Regions from separate parts of the Homo sapiens genome. Here region 2 is linked to region 1. Evidence: read pairs that join two places in POLR2A ChIA-PET (ENCODE). Cell type or tissue: OCI-LY7. All regions are shown on one strand. Each heading gives the region's core, and the rest is flanking DNA. Links, peaks and the distances in the headings are about the cores only. Region 1 overlaps GALNT18 (polypeptide N-acetylgalactosaminyltransferase 18). Region 2 overlaps IRAG1 (inositol 1,4,5-triphosphate receptor associated 1).

Region 1 (15,756 bases), core at 4,031-9,030:
CTATACCACCATGGTTCTGGGTTTCAAGCACAAAACAGGGTGGCTGTTTGGGCAGACACTGAGCTAGCTGCAGGAGTTTTTGTTTTTGTTTTTTTCTCAATACCCCAGTGGCACCAGGAATGCCAGTGTGACAGAACCGTTCACTCTCCTGGAAAGGGGGCTGAAGCCAGGGAGCCAAGTGGTCTGGATCAGTGGGTCCCACTCCCACAGAGCCCAGCAAGCGAAAATCCACTGGCTTGAAATTCTCGCTGCTAGGACAGCAGTCTGAGGTTGACCTGGGATGCTCAAGCTTGGTTGGGTGAGGGACATCCGCCATTGCTGTGGCCTGAGTAGGTGGGTTTTTAAAATTTTTTATTATTGTACTTTAAGTTCTGAGGTACATGTGCAGAATGTGCAGTTTTGTTACATAGGTATATGCATGCCATGGTGGTTTGCTGCACCCATCAACCTGTCACCTACATTAGGTATTTCTCCTAATGTTATTCCTCCCCTAGCCCTCCACTCCCTGACAAGCCCCAGTGTGTGATGTTCCCCTCCCTGTGTCCATGTGTTCTCATTGTCCAACTCCCACTTATGAGTGAGAACACGTGGTGTTTGGTTTTCTGTTCTTTGCTGTTCTTATGATAGTTTGCTGAGGATGATGGTTTCCAGCTTCATCCATGGGACATGAACTCATTTTTTATGGCTGCATAGTGTTCCATGGTGTATATGTGACACATTTTGTTTATCCAGTCTAGTGTTGATGGATATTTGGGTTGGTTCCAAGTCTTTGCTATTGTGAATACTGCCACAATAAACATACATGTGCATGGGTCTTTATAGAATGATTTATGATACTTTGGGTACATACCCAGTGATGGGACCGCTAGGTCAAATAGTATTTCTAGTTCTAGATCCTTGAGAAATGGCCACACTGTCTTCCACAATGGTTGAACTAATTTACACTCCCACCAACAGTGTAAAAGTGTTCCTATTTCTCCACATCCTCTCTAGCATCTGTTGTTTCCTGACTTTTTAATGATCGCCATTCTAACTGGTGTGAGATGGTATCTCATTGCGGTTTTGATTTGCATTTCTCTAATGACCAGAGATAATGACCATTTTTTCATGTGTCTGTTGGCTGCATAAATGTCTTTTGAGAAGTGTCTGTTCATATCCTTTACCCACTTTTAGATGGGGTTGTTTGTTTCTTGTAAATTTGTTTGTTCTTTGTAGATTCTGGATATTAGCCCTTTGTCAGATGGACAGATTGCCAAAGTTTTCTCTCATTCTGTAGTTGCCTGTTCACTCTGATGATTTCTCTTGCTGTGCAGAAGCTCTTTAGTTTAATTAGATCCCATTTGTCAATTTTGGCTTTTGCTGCCATTGCTTTGTGTGTTTTAGTCATGAAGTCTTTGCCCATGCCGATGTCCCGAATGGTACTGCCCAGGTTTTCTTCTAGGATTTTTATGGTCCTAGGTCTTACATTTAAGTCTTTTATCCATCTTGAGTTGATTTTTGTAGAAGATGTAAGGAAGGGGTCCAGCTTCAGTTTTCTGCATATGGCTAGCCAGTTTCCCCAACACCATTTATTAAATAGGGAATCCTTTCCCCATTGCTTGTTTCAGTCAGGTTTGTCAAAGATCAGATTGTTGTAGATGTGTGGTGTTATTTCTGAGGGCTCTGTTCTGTTCCATTGGTCTATCTCTCTGTTTTGGTACCAGTACCATGCTGTTTTGGTTACTGTAGCCTTGTAGTATAGTTTGAAGTTAGGTAGCCTGATGCATCCAGCTTTGTTATTTTTCTTAAGATTGTCTTGGCTATGCAGGCTCTTTTTTGGTTCCATATGAACTTTAAAGTAGTTTTCTCTAACTCTGTGAAGAAAGTCAGTGGTAGCTTGATGGGGATAGCACTGAATCTACAAATTGCTTTGGGCAGTATGGCCATTTTCATGATATTGATTCTTCCCACCCATGAGCGTGGAATGTTTTTCCATTTGCTTGTGTCCTCTCTCATGTCCTTGAGCAGTGCTTTGTAGTTCTCCTTGAAGAGGTCCTTCACATCCCTTGTAAGTTGGATTCCTAGGTATTTTATTCTCTTTGTAGCAATTGTGAATGGGTGTTCACTCATGATTTGGCTGTTTGTCTTTTATTGGTGTATAGGAATGCTTGTGATTTTTGCACATTGATTTTGTATCCTGAGACTTTGCTGAAGTTGCTTATCAGCTTAAGGAGATTTGGGGCTGAGACAATGGGGTTTTCTAAATATACAATCATGTCATCTGCAAACAGAGGCAATTTGACTTCCTCTCTCTCTTCCTATTTGAATATCCTGTATTTCTTTCTCTTGCCTGACTTCCCTGGCCAGAACTTCCCATACTATGTTGAATAGGAGTGGTGAGAGAGGGCATCCCTGTCTTGTGCCAGTTTTCACCCATTCAGTATGATATTGGCTGTGGGTTTGTCATAAATAGCTCTTATTATTTTGAGATATGTTCCATCGATACCTAGTTTATTGAGAGTGTTTGGCATGAAGGGGTATTGAATTTTATGGAAGGCCTTTTCTGCATCTATTGAAATAATCATGTGGTTTTTGTCACTGGTTCTGTTTATGTGATGGATTATGTTGCTTGATTTGTGTATGTTGAACCAGCCTCGCAGCCCAGGGATGAAGCTGACTTGATCATGGTGGATAAGCTTTTTGATGTGCTGCTGGATTCAGTTTGCCAGTATTTCACTGATGATTTTCACATTGATGTTCATCAGGGATATTGGCCTGAAATTTTCTTTTTTTGTTGTGTCTCTGCCAGGTTTTGGTATCAGGATGCTGCTGGCCTCATAAAATGAGTTAGGGAGGATTCCCTCTTTTTCTATTGATTGGAATAGTTTCAGAAGGAATGGTACCAGCAACTCTTTGTGCCTCTGGTAGAATTTGGCTGTGAATCCGTCTGGTCCTGGACTTTTTTTGGTGGGTAGGCTAGTAATTATTGCCTCAATTTCAGAGCCTGTTATTGGTCTATTCAGAGATTCAACTTCTTCCTGGCTTAGTCTTGGGAGGGTGTATGTGTCCAGGAATTTATCCATTTCTTCTAGATTTTCTAGTTTTTTTGTGTAGAGGTGTTTACAGTATTCTGATGGTAGTTTGTATTTCTGTGGGATCAGTGGTAATATCCCCTTTATCATTTTTTATTGCATCTATTTGATTCTTCTCTTTTTTTTGTTAGTCTGGCTAGTGGTCTATTTTGTTGATCTTTTCAAAAAACCAGCCCCTGGATTCATTGATTGTTTGAAGGGTTTTTCATGTCTCTATCTCCTTCAGTTCTGCTCTGATCTTAGTTATTTCTTTCCTTCTGCCAGCTTTTGAATGTGTTTGCTGCTGCTTCTCTAGTTATTTTAATTTGATGTTAGGGTGTCAATTTTAGATCTTTCCTGCTTTCTCTTGTGGGCATTTAGTGCTATACATTTCCCTCTACAACACTGCTTTAAATGTGTCCCAGAGATTCTGGTATGTTGTGTCTTTGTTCTCATTGGTTTCAAAGAACATCTTTTATTCTGCCTTCATTTTGTTATTTACCCAGTAGTAACTTAGGAGCAAGTTGTTCAGTTTCCATGTAATTGTGCAGTTTTGAGGGAGTTTCTTAATCCTGAGTTCTAATTTGATTGCACTGTGGTCTGAGAGACTGTTTGCTATGATTTCCGTTCTTTTGCAATTGCTGAGGAGTGTTTTACTTCCAATTATGTGGTCAATTTTGGAATAAGTCCGATGAGGTGCTGAGAAGAATGTATATTCTGTTGATTTGGGTTGGAGAGTTCTGTAGATGTCTATTAAGTCCACTTGGTCCAGAGCTGAGTTCAAGTCCTGGATATCCCTGTTAACCTTTTGCCTCGTTGATCTGTCTAGTATTGACAGTAGGGTGTTAAAGTCTCCCACTATTATTGTGTGGGGGTCTAAGTCTCATTTTAGGTCTCTAAGAACTTGCTTTAATAATCTGGGTGCAGGACTTAGACTCCAACACCATAATGGTGGGAGACTTTAACACCCCACCTTTAATGTTAGACAGATCAATGAGACAGAAAATTAACAAGGATATCCAGGACTTGAACTCAGCTCTGGACCAAGTTGACCAACGAGAACACATGGACACGGCAGGGAAGGCATCACACAGTGGGGCCTGTTGGTGGGTGGGGGGCTGGGGGAGGGATAGCGTTAGGAGAAATACCTAATGTAGATGATGGGTTGATGGGTGCAGCAAACCACCATGGCACGTGTATACCTCTGTAAAAAACCTGCACATTCTGCACATGTACCCCAGAACTTATAGTATAAAAAAAAAAGGGAGATTGTTATTTGCAACAACATGGATAGAACGGGAGGTCATTATGTTAAGTGAAATAAACCAGGCACAGAAAGACAAATTTTAAGACAAATTTTGCATGTTCTTACTCACATATGGGAGTTAAAATTAAAAAAAAAATTGAATTCCTGGAGAGAGAATGATGGTTACCAGAGGCTAAGAAAGGTAGTAGGGAGGAGAGGAAAAAGCAGGGATGGTTAATAGGTACAAAAATACAGTTCGATAGAAGGAATAAGCTCTAATAGTAATGCAACAGGGTAACTATAATTAATAATAATTTATTGTATACTTTAAAATAACTAAAAGTAGAATTGGAATGTTTCTAACACAGAAATGATAAATGCTTGAGGTAAAAGATAACCCAATTATTCTGATTTGATCATTACACATTATATGCCTGTATGACAGCATTACATGTACCCCATAAATATATTCAACTATTATGTACCCATTGATGTAGTCTGGATATTTGTTGAATGTGATCCCCAGGGTTGCAGGTGGGGCCGGATCCCTCATGACGGGCTTGGGCCATCCCCTTGGTGAGAAGTGGGCTCTCTCCGCTCTGAGTCTACACGAGAGCTGGTCATTTAAAAGTGTGTGGCACCTCCTCTCACCACTCTCTCTCCTCCCTTCATCTTGTGACCTGCAAGCTCCCAATTCATCTTCTGCCATAAGCAAAAGCTTCCTGTACAGCCTGAAGAATCATGAGCCAATTATACCTCTTTTCTTTAATTTCTTTGTAGCAATGCAAGAATGGCCTAACACATCCATAATAATTAAAAATTTCTTAAAAAAATTTAAGACTAAAAAAAAACTTCAGTTCTTACAACTGTTGAAATGGGCAGTACCTACTATAGTTAACATATACAACCCTATGACCCAACACTTCTATCAGAAACGTTTATACCAAAAACATGCGCATGAATGCTTTCTAGAACACGATTTATAAAACTAACCTGGAGATAACTCAAACGTCCATCAATAGTACAGCAGACATATAACTCACGGTATATTCATATAATGGAAACCTATATAGCAACAAAAACTATAGCTATACTCGATAAATCTCACCAATACAATGTCGAGCAGAAGCAGCCAGACAAAATACAAACAAACATTATTCTATTTATATAAACCTCCCAAACAGGTAAAATAAAGCCATGATGTGAAAGTCAGGATGGTGGTCAGCTCTGGGAAGAAGGGACTGGGAAGGTGATGGGCAGGAAATCACAAGGGTGTTGCTAGCAGTCCTATTTCCTGAGCTGGGTGATGGAAACCTAGGGATTTGCTTTGTTTTAAACCATGGAGTTGAAAGTGTGTATTTTATACATGTTTCTGTATGTATCCATGTTCTTCAATTGAAAAATTGAAATAAAAAATCCAGCTCCCTGAGAAGGGACTTTGAGTCACAGATGAAGGAGGCAGGGACTGAGAAGCAGGGGGTGCGGGTGGAGGGGACTGTGTATGTGTGTGTTGGGAGGGGACATGGGATTACCGACTTCCTGTGTTGGGGAGATGGCCCAGCCGATCACACAAACCTATTCAGAAGCATTCACACAAATAAAGCAAGATTCCTCCTGCTGTGCCCCACACCCCAGGGCACCCCCCGCCCGGGGAGTGCAGTGATTCAGTGTACTCAACAGCACAGAGACCAAAGAATAAACAGGAAACTGAAACAGCAGCTGCTGGGGCCCACTGTTTGCCAGGGAGAAACCTGCAGGCTCGGCCTCTGAAAGGGGCCCTTGGACAAGCCTAGGAAGGGCCCTGGAATCCCCATGCTGAAAGAGACCTTGAAGGCCAGCCTCTCGCTCTCACATGCCTAATGGCCTCTGTGGCCATGGGACCCTTCAGCTCTGCTTGGCACCTCCAGGGAGAAGGATCTCACCCCCTCCCAAATATGCAGTCTTCCCCCAGCTGCCCACCCTTGGAGCATGCTCCTTCCACTGCGCTAAAATCCTTGTCTTGAGCTCCCCTGAGGCTTCCCCAGCGGCCTGCTGTTCCTCCACACCTTCCCTTCCGGCAGGAGAGGTGAGGCCTGCGTCTCCCAGTTTTTCCCAGCATTTCCAGGTTTAACTTTCCCAGTTCCTGGTGGGACAATTTTGTATAATTTTCCAAACTGGTTGCCCTCCTTTGAACAAGCTCTGGCTAATTTCTGCCCCTCAGGACTGACCACAGTGCCCAGGGTCACTGCCTCACTTATACTGGACAAGAGGCCCCTTCAATATAGCCAAGGAATTGGCACTTTGGGGCCACATGGTGCTCCTGATGGGTGTGAAGCACAGCCTCAAGTTGTCCTCTCAAACTGTGGTCCACCTTGGGTGCCCATCCTGTCCCTTAGAAGCTAGACTCTTAGGCCCAGAGGCATCCCCTGTGCCAGTTGCTCCAAACAAGGCCAGACCATTGCTCCATGGCCCACATTTCCTTAGCTTCTGTGTAAAACCCTGTGGCCTGGGCATATCTGCTGCCCACACCCAGGCTGGGCTGTGTTGCTGATGCTTCTTGAACAGATCTGTGGCCAGTTCCCTGGCCCCACCGCAGTCCTGCCAGCCCAGTGGTTTGTCTTCCCCACCATGCTGGGAGCAGCACGCAGGCAGGGGACCAAAACCAGCCCCGCTCTCTAATTTGCAAGATCTGTTGGCGTTTCCGGAGCCAGGTAGAAAGGGAAGAGTGCTGAGCTAGGATGCTGAGGACACAGCTGCTTTCCTGGCGGTTAGCTGTGTGGCCTGGGCAAGCCTCTCCCCACTTCTGGTTTCATTGTCTGCAGGCCCAAATGGTCATTTCTGTCCTGATTCCTGGAAGGATGAGCCAGAGGACTGATAGGAATCCGTTTATCAGCTATAAACCGTACGGATCGGAGGATCAGGGTGGGGGCTGTGACCAAAGCGCACAACAAACGGGCCCGGACCAAGTGCCGCTGCCCACTCAGCTGAAGATTCTGGCTGCTCAGCTCATCCTTGGGGCCGGCCCAGGCCTTGCCAACAGCGAGGTGCTGTGCAGACCCCAGACAACCAACTCTTGGAGAAACACGTCCCGCACAGAAGACACCACAGCCCTTTCTTTGCTTGCCTTTCAAGGGACACCTTGCCAAGGTCTAGAGAGGAAGGCAGGAGCAGAGGTTTCTGAGACATAAAGCATCCTTCAGAGACTCCCATCTGATGTTTCCCAAGCCCAGCCCAGCCACAGCCTCAGCACCCTAGAGACTAGAAGTGCGGTGACCCTGGGCATTGGCTGCCTGAAGGGATGTGGGAAGGATGGATCACGGCCAAGAGTGGGGTTGGGGGAGGCGGGTGGATGGGACACAACCTCCGTGAGAATATCTGAGCCTGTCAGGGAGGGTGGAGTATGAGGCCAGGAGAGCTCCCTCCCTGGAGGCTGGGAGGGGAGGGTGCTCTAGAACTGGTAGTAAGGCCATGGTGGGGCATCGCTGAGCAGAGCCCTGACCTGCTCCCTGGGAACACATCTGGGATATGGACAGAGGGACCAGGCCACCCTTTGATGCTGGAGCTCTTCAACAAAAATTATAAAAGGTTAAAGTTTAAAACTTGCTTAAACTTTTAAAACAGAGATAGCACTGGCCACCAGCACTGTCTTCCTCCTGTCCCCCTTCTTGACCTCAGCCTCTTTCACTGAACAGACTCTTTCTTCTTCTCTCGGAAAATTTCATTCACAAACATTGCAAAGAAGCCTTCCTTTCCCACACTCAGTGCCTTCCTGGGAAGCTCAGCACCGTGGGAGCAGCCTCCTGTTTTACCAACTGTACTTCTGCCTGCAGGTTCTGCAGCTGAGATGAGAGGAATAACAACTATCACTTATTTACCATTTGCCTAGTACTATGCCAAATACTTTACATGCCCAATTCCAGGTCTTCCTGACAAAAGCCCTGAGAGGTAGAGAGAATAATTATCCCCATTTTACAGGCTTGGAGACTGAGGCCCAGAGAGGCTGGGAGACTTGTCCAGGGTCACATGGTCAGTAAATGAGCAGTAAGTAGTGGCAGCCTGGGAACCCAGGGGGGTCTGCCCCCTTTATGTTCCTCGCTAGGATGGTGGCCAGCCCCAGCCCTTGCCTATCACAGTGGTGGTGAACTAGACTGAGGGAGCTGGTGGTGCCCCAATGCCTAGGGTGGAGAAGGATCACCTCAACGAGCTTCAAAATTAGGTCTGCTTCCTCTGAGGGCCCTCTGCAGAGACACTATTCATTAATCCTTCCATCCATTCAACACATATTTAATGAGCACCTACCATTCTAGGCCACTGAGATATATCAGTGACTAAACAGAAAAAGATCTTTGCTTTTGTAGAGACCATATTCTAGTAGGGAAAGCAGAAAAATAAATTCCAAAGCATGCGAGAAGGTGATAAGGTTGTATACAAAAATGTAGACAAGGAAAGAGGCTCGGGGTGGTGGAGAGCTGGAGGCAGACGGCAAGTGTAAGAGGTGGCCAGGGAAATCCTCAATCAAAATTGAGATCTCAGCAAGGGCAAGGAGGGGAGGAGGTGGCCCACGGCAGAAATGGCGGAGTCGTGGGCCCTGAGCTTGGGGTTAGTGGGAGGAGATGAGGTCCAAGAGGTGCGGGTAAGTGGATAGGGCCTTGTGGCCACTGAACAGACTTTGGCTTTTTATTTTTTTCTTGAGATGGAGTCTCACTCTGTCACACAGGCTGGAGTGCAGTAGCAGGATCTCGGCTCAATGCAATCCCAGGTTCAAGTGATTCTCCCGCCTCAGCTGCCCAAGTAGCTGGGATTACAGACATGCACCATCATGCCTGGCTAGTATTTGTATTTTTAGGAGAGATGGAGTTTTGCCATGTTGGCCAGGCTGGTCTCGAACTCCTGACCTCAGGTGATCTGCCTGCCTCAGCCTCCCAAAGTGCTGGAATTACAAGCAAGACTTTGACTTTTAATCTGAATGACAGGGCCAGCCATTGCAGAATCTGACTGACAGGCTAACCAGGTCACTCTGGGTGGTGCTGTGTTGGGCACAGAGCATTGGAGGAAGGAAGGAAGAAGGGACACATGTTAGCCGACTTCTGTCCTCACTCGCAGGGTCCAACCTGCAGCCTCCGGCCCAGTCTCATGGCTCTAGGCTGGGGCTTCGTGCAGAGACCTGGGCTGGCCCCTCCCTCTGTGGAGGGCACAGTCATTTGGTTCACCAGCCCTGTCATCTACATTATTTGTGTAATACTACAACTACATAATCTGGAAACACACAATACTTTTAATTAAAGAATTTAAGTAAGGGCAATTAAACCTGGCAGGAGAGAAGCCGTAGCACACAGAGAACTTAATTGGAATGAAAACCAAATTAAATATGGAAACATCAGCTAAAAGAAAAAAATCAAATTTGAATGTGTAGAATTTTGAAGGCTAATAATAATTCCTAGAGCCAGGTTCCCTTCTCCAAGCCTAATTCCTCCTCCTTCTGGGCCTTTCAGGAATAGGAACTGGAAAGGCATGAGCAGAAGCAAAGAACGTAGGACTCTGTGCCCCGCCTTGGCCACGTCACCTCAGGAAAATGGCTGAGCCACTCTGGGCTTCAGTCTTGTCACTTGCAAAAGGAGACAGAGCATGCTGAGGCACTCAATTTGTGTCTCAACATAGAGAACTGTGCGTAGACTGGGGCGTGTGGAAGCCACAGTCCATGAGTCTCTTGGGCACCGAGGAGCAGATCCCAGGTTATTACACAGCCAAGCATCTTTCTGCCTCAGTTTCCCAAGTGTGTCTGTGGTGCCTACGTGTGGTACAGACTGACTGGCCTGTTCCTCCTGGAATGTAAGAGTTAGAGTCACCTGTGGGCTTTTTAAACTATAGATCACTGCCCCTCTCACTTCTGATTCACTAGGTCTGAGATAAGGCCTGAAAATGTGCCTTTTAAAGTTCCCAGGTGCTGTTTCATTGGTGGTGGTGGTGGTCTGGGACCACACTTTGAGACCACAAGCTATGACCCCCTTTCAGGAAAGGGTTGGGCCCAGCTGGTCGCTTGCATCCTGAGGTGGAACGTCTGGAGTATTTGTGTTAAGCTCAGGCTGGTCTTACTTTTGCAATCAAGGAGTTCACAAGGACGCTGTGTGTGTACTAGCTCGTGTATTCCAAATACTTCTCTGCTTATTTTAGAATTCCCATTCCACTTTCTTTTTTAATTAATTTTCCATGGGCAAGCAGCCCAGTGGGTCTTTGGCTTTAAGCATGGTGAGCTCAGGAGTTTCTAGGTTAAGTAGTTAATGATTAGTAATCAAATACTTCAAAGCATGTGTGGGACATTACAGCTAGTTAAAGAAACCCTGAGATTAAGTCTTTTTTTGGTAGAGTTAAGTGGTCTTTTTGTATTATGAATACTCAACACCTGATTTACTAGTAAAGACTTTCGTGTTTTTTTTTTTTTTTTTTTTTTAACTACTTGGGCGTTCTCTTTCTTAGTCTCACCTTTGCCTGAGTGAGATTCTGCCCAGGGCTTGTTGTGTGAAGGGCCCCTTGGACTGAAGATGGGGTAACAGGAACATCAAGTGCAAAGCACAGGTAGAGAGGGGTTATGGAGACAGCAGGATGGCTGGAGGGAGTTTGCTGAGGAGGTAGGGATCCAGCCAGTCCACACATATTTGCGACAGGCTCAGCAGGGAGGCCCCAGCCCCAAACTCCCATTGCAGCGATCCACTGGTTTTCCAGAGGCAGGACAAGGGACCATGGTATGGTGGTTTAAAGCATGGACCCCAGAGGCAGGATTCCCAGATCTGATTTTTGACAAATGACTTAATCTCTCCATGCCTCAGTTTCCTCCTCTGTAAAACTGGGGATAATTATAGTAAGTACCTTATAGCGCTATCATAGGGATTAAGTAACATTTATAAAACAGAGTAGTGCAGGGCACATAGTAAACACCATATAAATGTTTGAGCAATACATTTTAAAATCTCACCCAGGTCTGGGTAGTGGGGAGCTGAGCCATCACACCTAGTCCCGGTCCCTGATATCTGTGGGATGAGGGAGAGGAGGGAAGTGCTGACTTCCATAAACCAAAAATAACTAATTGCACATCCAAGGCCTAAACGAAGCTTTGTCAGTCCCTCAAAACTGGACAGTTCTACACTTGTCCCTTCATATGACATGAAAGGCTGTTTTATTCTGGAGCCATCATTAAATACTCGATTATTGTCTTTTCAACACAAAAGGTTCTCAAAGTTGGACTTGCTGACAGCACTTGGGGATTGGAGCAGGAGAAAGTCAAGGACTCCTCCTCCTCCTCTAGCATGGGGAAATTCTTTGGCAGAATTAGTGGTGTTCCCTGGGAAATGTGCTCTGCAAATAGATTCGTCTTTGCGTGCGTTACTCATCTTGCATCAAATTATCAAATTAGACCTCACAAATCAGAGCCAATTGTCCCTTGACAGGCAACTTTGGCTAGGGGCTCAGTCTCTTCTGGGCAGTCTCATCTAGTCTTGAAAATTTCTCCTTTCCTGGCATTAACAGACATCTCTGTGGCTATCCGCAACGTTCCCCACTTGGAAAATGCATCAGCGCTGCTCTGAGAATGAAGCAAGCACAGGGGGCTGGGGTGTGGTGTCTGCCCTGCATACCCTTGAACTCTAAGCTCAGCCTTGCCAATGTTCCCGCCAAAGAACCCAGAGTCTGAGGGCAACATGAAATACAGTCTCAACACCCTGAGATTTCATCAGATCCTCCTGTTTTTAAAAATACTCATTTAAATTTGCACTCCATGCAATATGCATATCTGTTTTAGTATAAAATATTTCCACCTCTCTCCTCCAAATCTGAGGTGATCGGAAGAAGTGCGTGTTTATGCCGTAACTTTGAGTATCCTACATAATGAGTGTCTGTGTACCACAGGTGGGATGCGCTACCACCTAAAAGTGTTCACTGTAGGAACTGGGGATTTTCCAGCTAAGCAGGACCCTTGGACTATTAACATGAAATGTCTTTGAAATACTGTTAGATGACTTTTTTTTTTCTCCAGTGAGCATGCATGCATCCGAGGACGGTCATTGAGGTAGGATTTTGTTCATCTTTGGGGCTCCCACAAACCTAGCTCAAGACCTTGCACACAGGGGGGACTTTGGTTAAGATTTGTGAATTTTTTTAAAAAGACTCCTTCATTTGATCAACAGCATGCTGGGTGCTGCCTCTGTCTCTGGCTTTTCATTAGGTGCTGGAGATACTGAAGTGTGAGACACAGTCCTGCCCTCTAGTCTGTTGGCTGATGGAAGAAGAGAGGGACACGGGTTGAAATAAGGGGTAAATGATGCCATAAAGTGTGATTAAGAGTGTCATTCTCAAATTTGTGATGCTTTGTATTCAGGCTGGCCCAGTGAGAATTCTAGGTGGAAAAAACCCTTCTCAGGGTTTGCCATCTAACTTCGGGAGCTTAGAATTATAGAATTTCAGGGTCCATAAGCCCTTAAAATCACCCAGCCCAACTCCACTGACAGCTGTGGAGCCTTTGACAACCTGCTGATGGTCCCCTGAACTCACCACCTGCCCAAGCCATCAGCTTCATCACCAGCTCTATGAAGAAGCAGCTCAATAAATTGTTCCTAATTTCCCCCTGCTGGTCCTCCCTCAGGGCTACATAGGACAACCCTGCTGGGCCCTTGCACAAGGCAGCCCTTCAGAGATCTGCAGGTAGAACACTGACCTTTCTGAGCAATTTCTGGTCTTAAATAGTCCTCAATCCTTTAGCCATGAATTCAAACATATAGATGGACTTTCAGAAAGTGGGAGCTTGGAGGACCACATCATAACAACAGCCTTCCTAAAGCAAGAATCTCTTCAATAACATCTTTGAACAGAGGACTCCCTCTAACATTAGGCTATTACAAACCATTCAAAGGAATGATGGTAGTTGAAGGTGGAGAGGTGGCCTTGTTACTACCGAGAGTCAGTCCTCTGCTTTGCTTGACAAGTATCCTGCCACAAAGTTCTTCTCTGTAGTGACCTGATATTTGCCTCTTCCCTCTCCCTCCACTGGTCCAGGGGTCATTGACCAAATGCCTCTTTTTTCACAGAAATCCATCACTGAATCCCAGAATCCCCCAAATCTCAGTACGAAGGCTACTCTCAGAAGGTTGAAAGACATATACTTAATGCATATGAATTTATCATCCCAGTAGGTAGGTAGTTTTAGAAGTTCTTTAATCCTGGAGGAATCACAAACAGGAAAAAATCACTGAAGGCAACAACTGCCACTTCTAATATTATGAAGTTTTGTCATGTGCTGATGCGGGAGACATCAGCTGTTTAGGGAGGGTGTGTAGCTTGAGGGAGGCAATTCTGCCTGCCCACCAAATGTTCTCAAACACAGGGCTGGCAATGGTCCTGTATTGAGAACCACTCCACTGCCCGACTACCATCATCTAATCCATCATTGTGTAATAACCTGCTGAAATGTCTCTCAAAGTCCTCCCTGATAGCTGCATGTCCCCACACCCCTGTGGCAACCAAGTCCTCCTATCTCTTCCCGGGACAATGAAACAGTTTCCTCCTTAACTTGCTTCCCTGTTTCTAGCCTCTTTCCTTCTGATCCACCTGCTTTCAGCTGCCAGGGGGATTTTGCACACCCCACCATGGAAATCTACTACTTAAGAACCTTCCCCATTCCTTCCTTCTGCTTTTAATGTGAAGTCTACCTCCTTGGAATGGCTTTCAACAACCATCATTATCTGCTCTACATGACTCTAAGTCTTATCTCCTACTTGTCCCATCAAAAACTCTAAATTCTGCACACAACAGACAATGGATTCCTACTACTAAAATATGCTCAGCTATTTCATGCCTTTGCCCAAGTGAGCCTCTACTTGGGATGTTCTATGCTTGGAAACTGTCTCTACAACCTTTATGATATAAATCAAACAAGCCTCCTATGTGAAGCCATCTCTGAGTTCTGCAGACCAAGTCGGTCATCCCAGGCTCTCAGAACACAGCACACCCCTCGGTTTCTGTTCTCATCATTCGGTTCCATTGTGTTTACATGCCCATGAGCTCCTTGAGGGCAGAAGCTGTGTCTGATTTATATCTGCATTCCTCCTGTCCAACCCCCATGCTCAATAAATGTTTGATGAACGACTAAAGGAAAGACTGTTCATCATTGGAAAATTGCTCATCAGAGTCCTGCACATCAGCGTTGCCAAGAGATGTTTTCATCAAATGTGGTTTCTCAGTGTCAGTATCTAACGCTGTCCTGGTTCAGCCTGAAGTATTGGAAATTCAGAAGAGCTTGTGGGGGTTAGAGGAAATGTATTTTATTTGTTAAGCAGAAAATCAGGGTATGAGATGGAACACTAAGATATGCAAATGCCTATCTATCTTCTTGGTAGGAGAACCTGGGAAAACACACTAGATTATTTTAAAATTAATTCAGCCTGAGTGTCTGTGGAGCTTAAATGTGGTCCTCAGGAGAATAAATAGTGCATAATGTGAAACCAGAAAGGAGATTTGAAATGCACCCAGTAAAAGCTCCTTTCAGCCCAACTTGAGTACCAGAACGTTCTAGTTGGTAGGATCTGAATGCAATTTGCAAAGATTAAAACCTGTTGCAAGAAAATTAGCCCAAGCACAAGACTTTAATCATTTCAGAGGCTCCTGGCTTCTTCAGGCCTTGTCAACAGCGACTCCTCACCAATGAGGGCTCGAGGAGAGATTCCAGGTCACCTGATAAATATCGATCATTTTGCAGTAAGCAAAACTTCCACATATATTAATTATTAAATAGCAAGTGAGAGTGGCTGCTCTGGGTCTGAAAACTAGGAATTCAAAAATAGTATTTCCAAACAGTTCCCTTTTGTAGAAGGATCAAATATATGGTTGCCAAAGCACTCCGGGGAGTTTTAAGTAGACATATGCCAAAGTGGCTGAAAACTGCCCAGTCACCGAAGAGCCTTGTGCCACAGATGCCTGCTTTGTTGACTGCTATGTCTGTTTAAACAGGAATCGTGTGGGGCTGCCTTTTCAAGCCATGCCCTGGGATAAGGGAAGGAGGGAGCTGGAACTTGGGGTGACTTTGCCTCAAGGATGCCCATTTTACAACAGTGTTTCCTTCTCTGCCATAGCCAGGATGGACAGACAAGATGGGAGGAGTGGGGAGCGCTGGCCACAGCCCCAAGGCATCTAGGTGTGCACAGGAGATGAGACTGAGTTACTCCAGTGGGGACCTCAGAGCGTGGGTGGGAAGGATTCTGTGAGGGCTGGAAAGAGGGTAGAAGTGTCTGGGTGCAGGTCTTGGATGTCAAAGCAGCCTGGGCTTCAGATTCAGCCAGTGAATCTACCACTCTCAGGCCATGTGATCTTGGAGGGTGACTTCATCTCAATGTCTCATATTGGAGGTGGGCTTGCTGTGCTATTAACCTCAAACTGTATAAGGCTGAACACAGAAAGGCTGAGGCTCACAGGCAGAGGAGTCTGAAGAGGGCTGGAGGC
Region 2 (14,194 bases), core at 5,225-10,224, 690 kb before region 1:
AGGGGATAATTCAGGCCAGGTGGGGCTGAGACCTCATTCCTATAATACTTCATTGCATGGAGTGCCCTGGAACTAAATTAGGTCATTTCTACGATTCTGCATCCTAAAGGCCAGGCAGGAACCACAAGTGGGACAAGATACAGGTCTATATTCTCTTTATCTACATGTTATATTCTCCTTCCCCAACTTAGGGGAAAGTACCTTTGAAATAGGAAGTATTTTAAAAGAAAACCCCAAGTATTTCCAACCTAAAGTGAAGACCAAGCTTGATTGGTCAGCATGGTAGGCACCTGCTGGAGACTCACCTTTGCCACTGAGCTGAGTTTGCCCTCTATTCCGTGTGTCCTCCCTGTCCCTGTTCTTGTAAGAAACTCACTCCAGGGCTTCGAGTCAACTCTCTTTGTCTTGGGCCTCTTCATGGGGATGGCTACCCATAATTTCATCTGGGAAATGAGCTAACCATGGCTGGGCTGGGAGGGACTCCATTCAGGGCCCTTCGCCCTTCCTTAGCTCCTGGAGCTCTTGATTGCCATCCTCCCTTCCCATGACTGCCCCTGACCTCTCAAGCTCTTGCAAACTTCTCATTGCTAGCTATCTTGGCTCTTTGGGATTTCCTCTACCTCCTTCCCAACATGTGTGCCCTCTTGGTTTCTTGGGCTACTCACTGGGGCCCCAGATTCACTGCTGCCCTGGACTGGCATTTCCAGGGATTTTGTGCATTTAAATTAGATGAATTGTAACCCCCATTTCAGCAACGGCAAGGACTCCAAACACAGGCTTCCCACCTGCTTCTTGGGCCCTTTTCCTCTTCCTCAGTTTCTTCTACCTCTTCAGGTTCCTCAGGACTCTCACTCTTCTGTTCTTCCTCCTCCTCCTTCAGGTCTTGAAGTTCTTTGGTCTTCTTTAGACCTTCTTGGAATCTGGGGGGCAAAAAGGAACAGTTGAGTCTGGAAAGGGCAGATGCAGTGCATCCTTTCCTGAGTTCCTAGGGGAGGGGACTTGAGCAGCACCTCCAATAATTATGTGCTTCCTATGGTTCCACAAAACAGGAAAAAGCTGGGAAGCTCCACTGAATCCTAAGGCAGCTCACGCCAGTACCATTTCCCCTCACTCCTCAGTCATCCTTCCTGTTTATGTGAAAGTGTGACAAAACTGACAGGGAAAAAATGTGGTGCAGGGTCTCCTGACTGGGTTCTTAACCCACAAAACATTCCGTAGGGCTAAGATTGTATTTGTTCTCCATGTGACCGTGGAGCTTCAGCCTCTCATCTGTAAAAGAGAGAGGGTGACACTCATTTCACAGGGCGTTGGAATGATTTTTGCAAGTGCCAGGCACATGGCTTGATCTAGAGAGGTACTCAGTAAATGTTTACGAAACCAATGAAGGAGTTCATGCCCATAAATTCCAAGGATAGAGCACAGTGGTGGGTGAGAAAGGCACGCTTTCAAAGAGAAACCCTTGTGGTTTTTCTCCCCCAGGGTCAATATTACCCCAAACATACTCTGTTCACTTGTCCTATGCTGAGTGTCTAACACTAGCAGTTTGGCTGGGCAAACCCACCACTGAAGCCCATGGGTTCTGTGCCAGTGGGAAGCTATGTCTTCCTCATGAGCTATGGAGACAGGAGACGCATAGGGCACCATACATGGTTGGAGGTGATTCTCTACCTTGAGGCTTGGTACCTGCTCAGGACTTGGTCTCTCCAGTGCTGACAACTGGCCATGGGTGCTATTGAAGCTCAAATGGAGGAGGAGGCAGTTCGAAGTTGAAGAGACTCCATTTATAGGAGGAAGGAGTGACCAAAGCAGTTCTAGGGAGCAGAGCTGCAGCTGCTCCTGGGCACTGCTGGCAGCAACATGACTGCTTTGAGCACGTGTCAGGAAGCCTCAGGCACCACCAAGAGGAACCCATCCAGGACCCCTGATTTCCAGACTATTCTGAGCGGTGGCATTCTGGTGGCTCTCTGCCTAAAAAGAGGGCAGTCTTGTTATTGTCTAACCACACCCTCTGACCCTGCTTCCTCCTGTCCTTCCTGTGGAACAGTCTTGCTCTTTCCTATGTAGTTCCTTCCTGTGGCAAGGAGGTCCTGCGGCCACTGGTTACTTCCCTAAAGCCTCTAAGAAACAAGAAAGACCCATGGGAAGGCATCTTCTGAGAACTGCCAGGTGCCCTTGGGGTGGCTGAGGTCTGACTCACCCCTTGCTGTAGGCTTCTTCCTCCATCCTGGCCTTGGTCTCCTGACTAAGCTCCTCCAGGCAGCTCAGGGTCAGCGCAGGAGCAGAGGCTTCACAATCTGGGTCCCCATTTGTCTTTCCACTAGTGAGAAGAGGGAAGTACAGGGCATCATTTCAGAAAAAGGTGGAGGCCTAAAAACAAAACCATGTTTTTGGCCCGATTCCTGATTAGGAGTGAGGAAACTCAGGCTTTTTCAGTAACTTTCAGATTTTTTCCCAATCCTTCTACCCTGAGACAAGATTTTATAAAGGTCCTAGTCCATGAATTTTCCCCAGCCCATTAAATACCTCACCAGCTCCCCTTCTCCTCATGCTCCCAAACTGGCGTTTATTCTTATTCCAGGAGATGCTGTAATGGGTGATCTACAGCGCTGAGATGAGGAAAATGGGGGCAGACCAGCACGTTTAAGGTCATTCCATTCCTGTTGTCTATCTTTCACCTGAAGACCCCCACTCATCTTTTCAAATATCCACTCAGCATGACTAAGCCACAGGCACATTGTAATGTGCTGGGGGCACATTAGAAAATAAAGAAATGGTTTTTACCAACATGGAACTTAGCAGAAGGAAAAGCCCCAAAAAAGGAAAGAAAAAATATGTGATTAATTACAAATAATAACTTTTATGAAAGAAATTCTGTACAGTGACAGAAAATAACAAGGAGAGAATGTGTTTAGAGTGAATAGTTAGAAAAGGCCTCTCTGAGGTGCTGAAGTTGAAGCACAGGCCTGAAGGATGAGAAGTCAGATGTATTAATAGCAGAGGAGAGGGTTGGGTGTGGTGGCTCATGCTTGTAATCCCAGCACTTTGGGAGGCCAAGGCGGGCGGATCACCTGAGATCAGGAGTTCGAGACCAGCCTGGCCAACATGGTGAAACCCCATCTCTACTAAAAATACAAAAATTAGCCAGGTGTGGTGGCACACACCTGTAATCCCAGGTACTCAGGAGGCTGAGGCAAGAGAATCGCTTGAGCCTGGAGGCAGAGGTTGCAGTGAGCTGAGATCGCACCACTGCACTCCAGCCTGGATGACAAAGCAAAACTCAGTAAAAAAGCAGAGGAGAGATCATTCCAGGAAGAGAATGCGGGTTATGTAAAGACTCTGAGACACAAAAGGTGCTGAGTTGTTTGAGAACTTAAAAAGAGGCAGTGTGGCAGGAGTTAACTTTTGGACAAGAGACATTTGCAATGCCTGTGAGGTATCCAAAGGGAGATGTCAAGTAGACAGTTGAATTCACCAAAGTGAGTCAGGGAAGTTTTAGCTGGAGATATTCATTTGGTGTCATCAGAACATAAATGTTATTTAAAGCCACGGGGATAGACAAGATTGCTTAGGGAGATAATATGAAGAAAGACAAGAGGAGGACCCAGGACCAAGTCATGAGGAACTCCACACTTGTCTCAGGTGGAAAAGAAGGCATCTTCAGAGAAGGCTGAGAAGTAGCAGCCAGAGAGGTAAGAGGAAACCTAGGAGCAGGTGGAGTCTTGGGAGCCAGGAGACAAGAGCTCATCAAGGCGGAAGAGTAAACAGTGCCACACACTTCTGAGTTTGAAGCGTGCAGACAAGGTGACTATTAGATTTGATAATACAGAGGTCAACAGGAGCCTCTGTGTAATGTTGGGAGCCAAGCACAGGTTTAAAGTAAAGAAGGGGAGGTTGGAAAGGGGAAGCCACAGACACAGCAATTCGAGTAGGAAGGAGAGTAGAGGGGTGTGTTGGAGGGAGTGTGCAGCTGAAGTAGGTCAAGGGAGGATGCACATTTGAATGTAGGTAGAAATGATCCAGTAGAGGATGAGAGAAAGGGATGCCCGAAGGAACTCAGTCTTTGCAAAAGGAAATAGGGACAGACCTTGGAAAACTAGAGAATCTCTCCTTGTTTGTAACAAAGGTAAGATGATGATGAAGTTGTTGGGCTGGAGATCTGGTGAAGGAAAGTGAGAGGGCTCCTATGGGAATGTAGCTTAGGTATTCTCTATAAAGTGGAAGGCAAGGTCATCTGCTGAGAGTGAGAGGTAGAGGGGTCTAGGAAGGTCTGTGGAGAGAGGAGGGGTGTAAAAGAGTTATATGAGAAAGAAGGAAAACAGACATACTAGAACATCTTGGTAAGATGGCTGGGAGGTGCTGGGAGATCATTGCAGGTATGGGATCACAAGTTTAAAGGAAGTATCCAGATGGCTATGCTTTCCCTAGAAATCCTGCAGCCCACCTTCATGTCCTGATTCCCAATGGGAGCAATGTCGTCATGGAGGAGTCCTCCAACAAGGCAACACTGTGAGCAGAGCTTTCCAGCCAGGACTCTGAAAGATCACAGCTGCCACCCTCCCTGAACTCTCAGACAGGGTTTATGAGTGAGCCTTGTATCTTCTCCTCATTCTTGGCATCAGTTTCCCATCTCTTAGTTTTCCTCAGACCTTTTAAAATTTACATTTAGTCAGGCTGGAAACCACAACCCATTGTGAACAAGAAAGATAACGCTCTAAAAATACCAGCTGTTCATAACATTTCTCCTTTTGCAAATTACATTATCCACTCCCTTCCATGTGACCTTGGCCTAATGTGCAGTTTCCTATTTATCCAAACGACTGGAGCAAGAGGAGAAAAACATAGCTACAGCCAAGGGCAGGGAAAGTAATTCTTTCATGAAATATATATATATATATATATATATATATATATATATATGAAATGAGATATTGGTATCAGACTTTTGATTTATATACAACTGTCAGCCTTAGAGGTTCCTTAATGTTAAGCATGCGTGAAGGAGGACAGTGTAGTATAAAGGAAAAGAACTCGCCTGAGGCAAACTTGGATTCAAATACCAGCTCCAAAACATGCAAATTATTTAATCTTCCTGAACTTCAGATTCCTCAACTGTACAATGGGGATAGTAATACATACCTGATGGTGGAGGTGTAAGAATTAATGAAGAAATGTCAATAAACTTTCTGGAATATGGCACTCAACAAATTATATCTGCTATTATTATTGTTATATAGTAAATGTATTGGTACATTTTGGGAGCAATCTGAGCTACCTCCAAATATGACTCATAAAAAATCCAGGCAATTATTTATATCATCAAGGGAGAGCTTGTTATATATTACTGAGACACTTCAGAGTCAGAGGAACCCTAAATGTGAACTAATTTAAGGTATGGTAAATTAACATTACATTTTCATAAAATGGCTTTAGGAACTTTCTCAGGTGCATGTCTATTGTGTGTCATCACACATTATGCACCTTAGAATTTTGCAGATAAGTGACTGTAAACAAAGCTCTCATTGTCCTTGGGTCACTGATCTCTAGAGAGGAAAACTTTTCCCTAGCAGGGCCAGGAAGCCCATTTCATCGACTCTTTTACATGCAGATCTTCTGTTCATTTCAGCTCCCCTATAGGGCTCTCATATACATTCTCTCACTTGATCTTTCCAATGATAAGAAGAGCTAAACATTAACTTATATGTATCAGGCTGTGGTCTAACATCTCATTTAAGGCTCACAAATGACCCAAGAAGGTATTAGTGTTCTCTGTTTGACAGATGAGGAAACCAAGGCTCAAAAAGTAGGCTGAGGCATGAGAATCGCATTTCAAGTGATTTCATATCTGTCAAACAGAGAACAGTAATACCTTCTTGGGTCATTTGTGAGCCTTAAATGAGATGTTAGAACAGAGCCTGATAAGTAAGTTAACTTTTAGCTCTTCTTATCATTGGAAAGATCAAGTGAGAGAATGTGTATGATCTCGGGACCAGCCCAAGATCATACAACCAGTGTGTGGTAGAGCTCAAATTTTACCCTGTGCAGTCTGATATGTGCCCATTCTTCTGACTGCACTATCTGCCACCTAGGTGGGGTATTATCCCATTTCACAGATAAGAAACCCAAGCTCAGGTTGATTAAGTGACTTGCCTAAATTCACGTTATTGGTGCTGGGACTCTCACCTTGGTCTTCTACCTGTGTGTCAAGATGGACTTTCCAGCCCTCCATGAACCCCCGCTTTTCTTTCAATAGAAGCCTTCCATGAACCCCCACCTTTCTTTCAATAGAAGCCCTCCATGAACCCCCACCTTTCTTTCAATAGAAGCCCTCCATGAATCCCCCTGCCTTTCTTTCAACAGAAGTCTCTTCCTTTCACTCTGCTGAGTGAAGCCCTTCCTGCCCTCAGGCTGGACCATGGCTTCCATGCTGCCCCTCTTTTCAAGGCTGCTTGTCTACAGTGTAAGTGGCTGGGAGGGCCTTTGTTTACTGTGTGTGTGTGTGGAGGGTGGGTAGGGGGGAGTGGAGGGGTTGTGGGTAGGGTGGCAAGTGGGGGAAACACAACATGTAAAATGTTTGCTGTTCTCTCCTGACCTCTAAACTGAGCTTGTAGTTTCCTAAATATCTTCTCTAACTATCTGGAAGTTTCTCTCTAAGCATCTTTAAGACTAAGCTCAAATGCCTTCTCCTCTGTGAAACCTTTGCTGGTGTTCTCCCCTCCCCCACACCCTCTGGTTAAAGTTGATCTCTCCTTTTTTTTTTTTTTTCCTTGAGACAGGGTCCCGCTCTGTCACTCAGGCTGGAGTGCAGTGGCATGATCTGGGCACACTGCAACCTCCACCTCCCAGGTTCAAGCGATTCTCCTGCCTCAGCCTCCCAAGTAGCTGAGATTACAGGCGTGCACCATCACGCCTGGCTAATATTTGCATTTTTAGTAGAAATGGGGTTTCACCATGTTGGCCAGGCTGGTCTCGAACTCCTGGCCTCAAGTGATCCACCTGCCTCGGCCTCCCAAAGTGCTGGGGTTACAGGCATGAGCCACCGCACCTGGCCCTCTCTCTCCCTTTATGCTGCCACCGCACCTCTGTGACAGCATGACTCACAGGGAGGCATTGATGTATGTTTTAGATACCTGCATATGACTGTCATCACAGGAAGAAGGACTGTGTTTGGGTCAGAATAGTGCCTGGCATACAGTAGGTGCCTTTAAGTGCCTGTCAAGTTGCATCGGTTTCACTATGACTTATCCAGTCCCTACTAGGAATGTTGTAAAAGGCACAAGTCCTCTCTGTAAATGGTTATTTCCTGAGAACCCAGTGTTTGGGTTGGACTAAACGAATCTGTAATCATGGCTATAAACTGGAGCTGAGCACAGCCTGTGCCCACCCTAGGGATTTCTGGCCCGAAGGCTCATGGATCTTGGCATCTGTCCCCTGCCTGAAATCCTATGTGCTTTCTTTCTGGGATGATTCATGAAAATGAGGCTCATTATTCTCACACGTGCACCAGGTCAAAAATGTTTGTCATTGTGCTCAGCTCTCAGTAATGTGAAGAACTATTTAGTCAAAATATATTTTTGGACAGGCAGGTATATTAGATTCAACTTTTCCCACATGGTAAACAATATTTGAAAGTGGCTACTATCCTTTGTGATCGGCATATCTTCTTGGGCTCAGCAATATTTCCAAGTCACCCCCACTGCCATGGTTCCCTCTGACAAGCCCAGCCCAGGGAACCCAAGCTTCCTTACTCCGTGTTACTCAGTTCTAGATACCTGGGGTCCGCCACAAGTTTATTGGGGTGGGTGGCGGGAGGGAGGAATTCACTCCAAGATACCATCAGCAAAGGGGAGTTGCTTACTGTACAAATTTAGTGTCCTGTGAAATCTTTAAGGAATTTACCCTGGGTGCTTCAAGAGTATAGAAACATGGTTATTTTTAGAGATTCAGAGTTAAAATTGCTCTGTGATACATTAACATAATAACCCCTTTTTGACACTAACCCTGTGCATCATCTACATCCTGGTTTTGCTGATCGCTCTGTGAACGGTTCCACACACACCCTGTCTCTCACCCCGACTCTGTTCTCCACTCCATGCCCAACCGGTCACCATGCTCTTTCAAAAATAGCTCTTAAATTCATCCTCTTCTCTATGGTCACACTGAACTTCGTTTTGTTCTTCCAGTTGGGCGGTCTATTAAAAGGGTAAGGGCATGTGCTCTGCTATCTACCAGCTGTGTAACCTCAGGCAAGTGACGATTTCTCTGAGCTTCAGTTTCCTCATCTATAAAACAGAGATATTAATAGTACACCTACCTCATGGAATTACTGTGAGGATTAACTGAGATTATTAATACAAAGCAATTAGCAAAGCACTTGGCATACAGCGAGGTGCAGCAAATAGTTAACAGTAATTACCATTGTCATCAGTGCAGTAGTTAACAGTAATTACCATTGTCATCAGTGCAGTAAATAGTTAACAGTAATTACCATTGTCATCAGTGCTGTAAATAGTCAACAGTAATTACCATTGTCATCGTTATCATTATCATCATTCCTTGAATACTCCATACTTTGTCACATGGACAAAGCCTGGAATGTTGTTAACCTCCTGTTCACCTAGTTGATTATGTACCCTTTAGATTTTTACTTTAAAAGTAAGTTCCTAGAGGGAAACTTTTTTTTTTTTGTTTTTTGAGACAGGGTCTGGTTCTGTCGCTCAGGCTCCAGGCTGCAGTGCAGTGGTGCAATCTCAGCTCACTGAAACTTCTCCCGGCTGGGGTCAAGCCATCCTCCCACCTCAGCCTCCTGAGTAGCTGGGACTACAGGTGGACGCCACCACGCCTGGCTAATTTTTATATTTTTTGTAGAGATGGGGCTTTCGTTATATTGCCCAGGCTGGTCTTCAACTCTTGAGCTCAAGTCATCCACTTGCCTTGGCCTCCCAAAGTGCTGGGGTTACAGGCGTGAGCCACTGCCCAGCCAAGGGGAATCATTTTCTAAGCTCTCTCTTCCCCCCACTTCCCCAGTTCCCCCAACCTTACACCAAAATCAGGTTAGGTGCTCATTTTCTGTGCATCATTCCCTTAGCAACCTACACTTCCTTACGATCCCACCCATCATGTTGTATTATAATAGGCTGCTTCCCATCTGTCTTTCCCGCTAGACTGCAAGCTCCTTGAGTACATTCTATGTGCCTGGCCCTTGGTGATTAATTGCTGAAGGAATGAAAGAACAAAAGACTACAATTACATAGCCATTTCTACTTGTGGAACTGCTCTTGAGCTTTGTTTTCTCTTCATCTTCAGGACTAACTTTAAATATCACTCTCCACCCATATGTTTAAGTCTACAGGTTTCTAGGCCCTTGGTGAGTGAAGAGCAGTTCATTACGAAATGACCTCCAAGAACAAGGCTCAGCATTCTCTGAAATCTCATGAAGCAGTGTAACCAGCTCTCAAGTATCTTCCTGTGAACTAGCCACAGGGTATTTGATCTTATCCTTTGCTTAGCCAGTGCCCTTCCTGCTTTGTCACTGTATGCTTAGGAAAGGTGAAATCATTTTAACACAAAGCTGAATACAACAGTCTCCAAAGCAATGTATATTAAACTATAACACATTATTTCTCTTTCACGATATGGATAGGGCAGTTAGAATTGACTGTATTTGTGTATAGGACAGAAGATACGAATTCACTTTTACTCATATATTGTCTCATTGTTAGTCTGTTGGGAATCAAGTAAATTTTCCACTTTATATTTATTTATTTATTTATTTGTATTTTTAGTAGAGACAGGGTTTCACCATCTTGGCCAGGCGGTCTTGAACTCCTGACCTCATGAACCACCCGCCTCAGCCTCCCAAACTGCTGGGATCACAGGTGTGAGCCACCGTGCCTGGCCATGTTTCCAGTTTTAAATGGAAATCACTTAACATCTTTGAGAAATCCAGAAGGGGAAGCTGTTGTTCATCCTGAACCCCTCTTCCTCTAAAGATGCCCTCACCTCTTTGCAACCATTCTTACATGGGTATATTCCCAACTGGCGAGTCAGCCCCAGTGTGCTTGACTTGCCTTAATCCCCACTCTGTCCATATCTCTCCAGGTTCTATAAAGCACTGGAAAGGTGATGCCACTATTGATCGTCACCCATTGACACTCCTAATTTGGGGCTGCTGCTTATTGTCTCCAATTTTGTACCTCAGTTTCCCTTACCAAGGATAATTCATGTTTTCATGATCCCCACTGCCTTGGACAGAAGTGCTCAACTGGCCTGGCATAAGTTCTACAGAGTTCAGGCCCTCTCTGTCATGATTAAGAGTCTGTTGAAGAGATCTTCTGCCTTGAGTGGCTCTGCAGGCCTAGAGTTGGGAAAGGGGCTAGAGTTGAGGGTTCTCTGAAGTAGGGATCTGTGCACCCAAAGGGAAGGTTGGCAGGGAGAATTTTAGTGGGTTTCTCAGTCAGAGCATGAGGTGACCATTTCTGGAGAGATTCAGAGACCCTGGATGAGGTACTATGACTCTAGGGACTTGGTAAGTTTCTGTAAACTCGGTTACTTCCATGTGGTGGTGGTTGTGTTGCCTCTTGACAATTTCCCTGTAGTGATCAAGAAAAGACAGAGAGAGAGACCCCAAGAGACCCTCTATAACACGAAGGACCTGTGAGCTTATGGGGGTGAGGTGGCAAAGAGACGAAATGCTGGGCAAACTTCAAGACTAACAAATCACTGGGTGATAAGCTGGTGGCTATACAGAATGACAGATGTAGGAGGCAGGCTGAGTCTGGAGATGGGAGCTTGTCTGTACTGAAAAGGGTCCCAACATACAGGTTCCCTGCCAGATAGCAAAACTTTTCTAACAGCAAAGAAAAACAAAGGACTAAAGCTGTCTTGAGGCAAGGAAGAAGGAAGAATAAGGTATATGTTTTACCAAGTGAGAAAAGACACAAGGGGAAAATTCTGAGAGGCAGCAGGTGTGATCCAGATGTTTTTCAGCAAGCAAATGAAAGAATTTGAAAAGTAAGCTATAAAATCCTCTGAGTGCATAGAAACAGCCTGCCTTACTCTGGCTGAGGATGAAAAGATCTGCAAATTGCATAGATGCCTAGAAAATCACAGAAACTGCTGGCTGCTAATCCAATATGCATTTTCCTTCCTACTTCCTAACAGCAACATGATTCTGTTCAGGAATTTACTCTTCTTCATGGAGTCATTTTGCTTTATGGGAAGCTGACCCTCTCACCAACCCCAGGGAATAGTTTAATCCCATAATGACAATCCCTTTCCCAAAGTGATTCTTTTAGAAAGGGACTTCCTTCCAGATTTGTCAATGAGATAATAGAGAAGACTGGTGAAAGGCTTCTGGGTTTATTCCTAAGAAAGGAACATGGCAAGAAACAGTCCCTTTCTTCCTCTAGGTATTGTCCTGTCTGGAGGGGATCCCAGGAACTACCAGCCATTTGCCACAATCCTGATGATGAAGTTAACATACAATGTGGCCAGAGGCAAGGAAGTTGTAGACTCGCTGAGCTAGAGCCCTGCTGTGCCATACCAGGAGCAGCTCTACCTCTGGACTTAATTAAGTCCCATTGAGTTGGGGCTTTATTTTGTCTGTAGCCCAAGGAATCCCAATTGGCAGAGAAGGCTCCAGCCTTCTCTGGGCTCTCTAAGATTGGGTACACTTGGCCTCACTCAGGGCATCTTCCTGGTTCAAGAATTTTGCAAACAGGTTCTGAAATCTTTGTGGGTTTCAGACTCCCATTCATTTCCCTTAAAACTTAATTTGCTTTCCACTGCATTTTGGGGATAAAAATGGGAGGAAGGAAAGTAAAATGGGGAAAATTTCCTGAGAGATCCCTGAAGCCAAGAGGAAAATCGACAAACTTACTTTTCCAAAAGTGCAGGCAGTGCTGAAGTGACAGGTAGGCTGCCTTTCCCATTGGGTGATTCCGACTGAGTGAAAAACAGAAGACAGAGAATTGAGGATGCGCTATGGAAGGAAGAAGCCAGAGCTGCTGGATTTCTGATGATGCTGGGAGCGGGGCTGCTGCTTCTCCTCTTTCCTCCATGCCCCCACTTTCCAATCTTCATCTGAGCCCAGGACTTGGCCCTTTCCCTCAGGCCTTCCCTGTCCTCCTTTCCTCTAGGGCACATGCAGCTTCCTCCTTTTCCTTCACCTCTGCTAAGTTTCCTTAAGTGAAGAGGAAAGTTTACATCTTGAGGCTCCATTCTGGAGAGGAGCCATCAGTTTTTCTCTGTCCCGTTTAGCAACTGTGACTGAACACCAGTGGGCCTCCTACAAATGCAGGTCTCAGGCTCCTTACAATAGATTCACACAAGCCCATCACTGTCCCTAGAGACATAGCTCCAGGTACAATTCTCAGGAGATGCAAATCACTACTGAAAGCTCAAACCATCAGAAATTTCTTTACAATACGTTCCCCAGGATTTCCAGGTTGTGTTGTTGCAATGGATTTGGTTTAAGTAATGGTTCTCAATGTTGGCTGCACATTAGAATCACCTGGGGGAGGTTTTAAAAAAGTATCGATCCACTCCAGAATCTTGGTGTGGGGCCTGGGGGAATAATGGTTTAAAAGTACCCTGTGTGGTTTTTAATCTATGGCCCTGATTGCCAACCCCTAGTCTAAAGGAATATATATTTGGAAAATAAATTTATGCTTTTAGGCAAAGTATGGGAAATAGATCTGTTAAAATACACTAACCAGTCCTCTCCAACATTCTTAAACATTTTTTTCAGGTTGTTTTATTTTAGTGGGTAATTTGGGAATTTAGGTTGATTTCATAGACGACTGAAATGCTTGAGGCAGGAAGCAGTGAATACCACTCATTGGTATTACATAGAGCTTGAATTTCCAGTTGCTTACACAATCAGATTGTTTCCTTATAGGGTAGTGCTAGTCATAGGCAGGGGATAGAGAAACCACTGAAGAAAGAATTAGAGAGAATTAGCCAGATGCACAAAGGCCTGGGATACAGAAAATATTTTGTTATATCCAAACGTCTTTGTCTAAAAGAAATGGAAATGTATTTTTCCTGATTATTACCAATACATTCTTATTATAGAAATATAAAAAGGCATCAGGAAGAAAATAAAAATGAACTATTTTACCATTGCCTAGAGATAACCATTATTAGCTGTTTCACATATCTTCTACCAGAAATTTCTATGTCTACACACAGAAACACACTCTTTTAAAAAGTACAAAACAGAATTATACTGTTTATACACTAGGTTTTGTATATTCTATTTTACTTGCTTTTGATTCATAATAAATTATGGATAATTCTACAGAAACCCCTTATAGGAATATCCATTTGCTTAACCAATCTCTTATTAGTGAACATGGAGTTGTTTCCCACTTTTCATTATTATGAACAATGCTACAATGAACTGAGGCAGGAGAACAATGGGTTGAAGAACTCAGGCTGTGGAATCAGAGAACCTAGGGTTCAAAGCTGTTCTACCACCTATCACACATTACAAACTTCAGCTACTTAAGCCCACTGCAGAGTAGAAAAAAATTGTAACCACCTTGGCAGATTGTGGTGTAAGCACAAAAAGAGTTATCATTTGCAAAGAACGCTGAGCTGCCAACACCATGCTGAGGGCAGTGGGACTTCCCAGAGTAGTAGAATACATGCAGCCTGGTGTATATTGAGTTTTTGAGCCTATCACTCAGATTCTATTCTGGAAATTTCCTCTCCTTGTTGACCCTGCCCCCATTTGGTCACCCTCCCTGCCCTAGGACTGAGTACGAAGGAAAGGTTATTCTACTATTCTGTGCTGGGAGGCAGACATCGTCATACTTACCAAGGCTGGTAAGGAGGGAATGGATGATGAGCTGGGAGTTTGGCCAGGCAGATTCAGGGCATTAAACTTAGGAACCACAGCAACGCTGACCCTCCGGCGAGGCATATTCTGCAGGAAGAGAAGTGACCAGGCTCACTGTCTTGGAGGTAGCAATAGCCATAGTTCAGAAGGGCTGGGAAAAAGCCTCCTCATTTCTAATGCTGTAATGGCATTCACTGGATATTTTGGTTTTGCAGTAGCAATGATAGAATTGGTGTGGAGAGAGTGGCCAAAGTTGACCCAAATTTTCTGTTGTTGGTGAGTGAACGCTCAATCTGTTCTATTTTAGCTTATGAGATCTTGGAGATACAGAATGGAAATGACCCCACAGTC

Evidence for each region. ChIA-PET counts read pairs that join two places held together with the same protein. Peaks named below come from ENCODE experiments on the same cell type or tissue, not always from the same donor. Only the 100,000 strongest peaks of a DNase experiment are listed, where the experiment ranks them.
Region 2: POLR2A ChIA-PET joins it to region 1 with 11 read pairs; 2 of 35 experiments call an interaction of 5 or more read pairs at or near these places.

Annotation. Positions count from the first base shown.
Region 1 is chr11:11,274,208-11,289,963 of GRCh38, forward strand. The region is part of intron 10 of GALNT18 (polypeptide N-acetylgalactosaminyltransferase 18); the gene reads right to left. Among named protein-coding and RNA genes, the nearest start is that of CSNK2A3, 71 kb to the right of the region's middle. RefSeq lists an enhancer at 5,633-6,608. In OCI-LY7, for the core only: no CTCF peak of the experiment used is centred there; a DNase peak (open chromatin) is centred at 5,964; H3K4me3 peaks cover 693 bases.
Region 2 is chr11:10,579,670-10,593,863 of GRCh38, forward strand. It overlaps IRAG1 (inositol 1,4,5-triphosphate receptor associated 1), which reads right to left. Exons shown (of 21, transcript NM_130385.4): 17 at 13,823-13,930; 18 at 11,879-11,943; 19 at 2,198-2,317; 20 at 786-920. IRAG1-AS1 (IRAG1 antisense RNA 1) reads left to right here. Exons shown (of 4, transcript NR_046375.1): 2 at 9,343-9,481. Among named protein-coding and RNA genes, the nearest start is that of LYVE1, 18 kb to the left of the region's middle. RefSeq lists an enhancer at 13,930-14,194. In OCI-LY7, for the core only: no CTCF peak of the experiment used is centred there; no DNase peak of the experiment used is centred there.